Linked DNA regions of Homo sapiens: region 2 is linked to region 1. Evidence: chromatin loops called from intact Hi-C (ENCODE). Cell type or tissue: endothelial cell of umbilical vein. All regions are shown on one strand.

Region 1 (2,500 bases):
ACTTCGCAGGTACTCGTCTGAGGTGGTGTCGTAACAGGTGATGGTTTTGTTTTTGCGGACCCCGGTACCTGAGTAGAAGAGGATGGGGGAGATCGCCACCACCACAATGAGCCACACCAGCACGCTGATACAGATCGCATTCTTCTTTTTGAGCCGGCCCAGGGACTTGAGGGGGTACACCACACCGCTGTACCGGTGGGCACTGATGCATGTCAGAAACAAGATGCTGCCATAGAGGTTCACATGAAAGATGAACCTCTGCAGTTTACACATGGCATCCCCGAAGATCCAGTCTGTTTTATTGAAGTAGTAGAAGATCAGGGCTGGCAGAGTCAGCACGTACAAGAAGTCGGCCAGAGCCAAATTGAACATGTACACGGAGATGCCGCTCCAGGGCTTCATGTGGAAGACGAACATCCAGATGGCCACGCTGTTGCCCAGGAAGCCGATGATGAATACCAAGATGTAGACAGCCGGCAGGTAGTAAAACTGGAAGCCCGTCTTGGTCAAGGCGCATTTGAACGACGAGGAGACGGCGGCAGTGGAGGCGACCGTGCTGTTCCCCCAGGACGAACCCGGACCGGCCAGGAAGGCAGCGTCCGTCCCGTTGGGGACAGCCGGCCACAGCACCTCGGTCATTCTCTCCTCCTCGACTTAGGCGGCGGCTCCGAGGGGTAGGAGGCGGCGAGAGGGCAGCGGCGGCCAGGGGCGCAGCAAGCATCGGAAAAGCCAGCGAGCGGAAGGGAGCAGGCGAACTGGATCCCCGCGGGAGGGGGCGCGCAGGGGCTCGCCCACGCCAGCTCTGGCCCCGCGTTCGCCGCGGGCCATGAAATCCGCCCCGGGCCGCCACCGAACTGGGCTATCGGGCAAGCCAGCAACTTCTCCGTCCGCTGGCAACGCCGAGCTTACACAACAGGGCGCGCAGGGAACCGCCGCGGATAACTTTCCGACTGCGCTTTCCCGAGGGGCCGCGGGTCCGCGCTGCAGAGCGCGCCAGAGGCGCAGCGAGGTCAAGGGAAACTCGCTCTGCAGGGCTCTAGCTTGGGGAGGCTGCTCCCCAGCCTCCTTGGCTCAAAGATCAACTTAATTGGGGGCATCTTCCTCCTCCCTACCTTAGAAACGTGCAGCTCAGTTTCGGGGCGTCTAACCGCTTCCTCCGCCCACCCTGAGCTCAGCTCCTGGCAGCCATCGGAGCGCGCGTGGCCGCAGACTCGTGCGCTTCTGCAGCGCGTCCCGTTCGGCGTCCGCGTAGTTCAGGAACCCCTTCCCCAGGCCCAGCTCTGTCCGGAGTGCCGGGGTTAGGCGGGAGAGCGGAGCTCCCTAGAGGGTGGGCGGAGTTTGGGCACCGGGGCGAGTCCGCACTCCGCGGGGAGGCGAGGGGCGTGCCTCCGCCGAGCTCGCCCAGCAGCCAGCCCGCGTCCTCCAGGGCGCAGTGGGAAGCAGGAGGCGTCTTCTGGGGAGCAGGTCTCCGCCGAGGCCGAGTGTGTTCAGCCTCTGCCGGCACGCTGCTACCGGAGTCGGCGGCGAGGGAGAGGGGTGCGCTCCAAGGTGGCTGCTGGCAGGCGATTGGCCCGCGAGCGCTCCTTCCCTCTTCCGCCAGCTATCTCGGCAAAGTGAAGTTGCTGACACACAGGAAACCCTTCCGACCGCTTAGAGCCTTCTGCCTACAACCCCAGAGCCGACCAGTCCGTAGCAGGAGCCTCTAGGGCCCTCGAGAACCACGCCAGGTGTTTTCAAGCTCCAAGCAGCCAGGAGTCCCTAGCTGGGAACGCCTGTCATTGCAGAGCGTCTAGCTTTGCCGGGACCGGATTTCTGGCACATGCAGGAACCTGCTATTCCAAGAGGGCGCGAGCCTCCAAAGGAATGAGGGTTGGGAGAGGAGTGGAGAACTCTGTTTCGCCCTTCTTACCTTTTTTTTTCTTTTTTTTAAATTCTAGTACTGTTTTTTCTTAATTACCCAAATGCTAATAAACCCACGTCATTAATAACATCAACGTGAGAATTTCCAAAATAGTCTTGTGAAGATATTACTAGTCCATATTGCACATTGCTTCAGCTCAAATTTGTCGTCATAGATACTTAACACCTATCAGACAAGACAAGCTCCCCAAATCCTCCTGTTCAGTACATTTAAAGATCAGAAGCTACAATGAAAAAAAAAAATTCGAAATTTATCCCTTTGAAAGTAATTTGAATGCCAAATGCAATACATTTATATTGATAGACGTAAAAGACGGTTATAATTCCAAAGTGACTAAGGTATGGTTTTGGTAGGGGGTGGCGGGGGGAGGGGGGTATTTCCAATTCTATTTCTTTAAGTTAAAGTGATTAGTTACAATTACCTCTAGTATCTTAAAAATACAGACTTGGGACTTCCTTAATTACTACATTTACTGACAAACTCGTTTTCTTGCCTTGAATGTAAATTTTAAGCAATGCACTTCAAAAATGTATTTGAGCAAGTTTAATTGGAAACTAAATGAAATATTAGCTGTTCAGG
Region 2 (2,500 bases), 240 kb after region 1:
GAAGGGAGATGGGTTGGGGCCGTTTTATAAGATTTGGGTAGGTAAAGGAAAATTATAGTCAAAGGGGTTGTTCTCTGGTGGGCAGGAGTGGGGGTCACAAGGTGCTCAGTAGGGGAGCTTTTGAGCCAGGATGAGCCAGGAGAAGGAATTTCACAAGATAATGTCATCCATTAAGCCAGGAACAGGCCATTTTCACTTCTTTTGTGGTGGAATGTCATCAGTTAAGGCAGGAACTGGCCATCTGGATGTGTACATGCAGGTTACGGGGGATATGATGGCTTAGCTTAGGCTCAGAGGCCTGACACCTACTGTTCCATATTCAGATGCTGATCTGTTCTTTATATGAAGTTGCTCCCAGGGTGTCAAAGTAAGGGAACCAGCTCCTGTAAAACTCAATCTGCAGATGATTCTCAAACACAAAACCCTTGCAAGTCTTCCTCTGCCAGCTCAGAGACAGTTACAGTTTCAGGAGAGCCATGTAGGATGATTCTTTGGTTTATCAGAAAATAGTTAAGCCATTTGTATTGATAGAGCAGGCATCATGCCAGTTGAAACATTCTTACACAACCCAGCCACTCTGGATGATTTGTACATCTTGGATCCAGGCACAATAAGCAGCTTAACTTGGAGCTGAGAAATGAAAACAAAGGATGTGGTCTCGCTGTGGCTCCCTGACCTCAGGGATCTGTATGGTTTCCATGATTATAAATTATCTAAGAAGAAGTTGAGTTCTAGGTCCAGAGAAATTATTCCGAGCAGCAGGAATATACTGACTAAACTGATGCACCAAAATGTCAGATAGTTCCTCTGGTTTTGTTTCTTTTTAAATGTTGTTGTTGTTAGGGTTATTTTTCCCTCCACAAGTCACTTTTTGGCTTGGCAAAAATGAACTGCAGACTGTAGAATATCAAGGAAGTGAGATCTGAGTCTTCCAGCTGTGTTGCTTTAAAGGATTCAATTAGAGCACAAATGAGCTCCACGCACATATTTGGGCAGTGCAAAGTTCACTCTCAGGGGGTGGGACCTTGCTAAAAGAACTCATTCTGCTTTGGCTGATAAGAAAATGTGCTTCCTGTTTCTCTTCAAGGACAAGAAACTTAAAGTAAAATTTTAGCCAGCATCAGAGAGCTATGACACTTTCACTTCCTAACTTGAGACTTAGGACTTGCTGTTTGAAAAGCTACATTTGAGAGAAAGAGCTCGAATCTTTGGCTTCTTCCATCTTGCTATGAAGAAAAGGAAAGAGATTTGTGGTCTCCATTCTCTCCCTGACACCAGACTAAAAGATTCCTTGGAATAATCAGAACTGAGAAATATATTATACTTTATTCACTTAACCCTAGATCAATTATATTACCTCTTTTCTTTCTTTCTTTCTTTCTTTCTTTCTTTCTTTCTTTCTTTCTTTCTTTCTTTCTCTCTCTTTCTTTCTTCTTTCTCTTAGTATTTTTTAAATAATTTATTATTATTATTATAATTTGAAACAGGGTCTCACTTTGTCACCCAGGCTGGAGTGCAGTGCCATAAGCCTAGCTCACTGTACCCTCAACCCTCTGGGATCAAGCAATCCTCCCACCTCCACCTCAGCCTCCTGAGTAGATGAGTAGCTGGGACTACACATGTGTGCCACCACACCCAGCTAATTTGTAAAAATTTTGTAGAGACAGGGTCACACTGTGTTGCTCAAGCTGGTCTCAAACTCCTGGAATCAAGCAATCCCCCCACCTCAGCCTCCCAAAGTGCTGGAATTACAAACATAAGCCACTGTACCTGGTCTGTGTTACCATTTTCATAGTAAAATATTTTTACCACAAAGCTAATTTATCACTAAATATACTCTGTTCTCTTATAATGAACATGTGTCATTCTTTTTGTATGCCCAGCATACATCTTGCTTTTTTTGTGTAAGGAATTTTCTACCTTATGAGTGTGGGTGGGAAACAGTGACCTCTTCTTGTAAATTTGTTTGAGTTCATTGTAGATTCTGGATATTAGCCCTTTGTCAGATGAGTAGGTTGCGAAAATTTTCTCCCATGTTGTAGGTTGCCTGTTCACTCTGATGGTAGTTTCTTTTGCTGTGCAGAAGCTCTTTAGTTTAATTAGATCCCATTTGTCAATTTTGTCTTTTGTTGCCATTGCTTTTGGTGTTTTGGACATGAAGTCCTTGCCCACGCCTATGTCCTGAATGGTAATGCCTAGGTTTTCTTCTAGGGTTTTTATGGTTTTAGGTTTAACGTTTAAATCTTTAATCCATCTTGAATTGATTTTTGTATAAGGTGTAAGGAAGGGATCCAGTTTCAGCTTTCTACATATGGCTAGCCAGTTTTCCCAGCACCATTTATTAAATAGGGAATCCTTTCCCCATTGCTTGTTTTTCTCAGGTTTGTCAAAGATCAGATAGTTGTAGATATGCGGCATTATTTCTGAGGGCTCTGTTCTGTTCCATTGATCTATATCTCTGTTTTGGTACCAGTACCATGCTGTTTGGGAAAAAAACAAA

The links. Peaks named below come from ENCODE experiments on the same cell type or tissue, not always from the same donor. Only the 100,000 strongest peaks of a DNase experiment are listed, where the experiment ranks them.
Region 2: a loop joins it to region 1, with 5 times the contacts of the local background. A loop is called at or near these places in 3 of 110 quality-filtered maps.

Annotation. Positions count from the first base shown.
Region 1 is chr3:152,833,922-152,836,421 of GRCh38, reverse strand. P2RY1 (purinergic receptor P2Y1) reads right to left here and starts at 1,291. Exons shown (of 1, transcript NM_002563.5): 1 at 1-1,291. The coding sequence starts at 639. RefSeq lists silencers at 328-622, 1,335-1,384 and an enhancer at 1,055-1,154. In endothelial cell of umbilical vein, a CTCF peak has its summit at 971; DNase peaks (open chromatin) are centred at 971 and 1,491; H3K4me3 peaks cover 1,760 bases.
Region 2 is chr3:152,594,820-152,597,319 of GRCh38, reverse strand. No RefSeq gene overlaps it. Among named protein-coding and RNA genes, the nearest start is that of P2RY1, 240 kb to the left of the region's middle. RefSeq lists enhancers at 1-484, 848-947. In endothelial cell of umbilical vein, no CTCF peak of the experiment used is centred here; DNase peaks (open chromatin) are centred at 659 and 939; H3K27ac peaks cover 1,600 bases.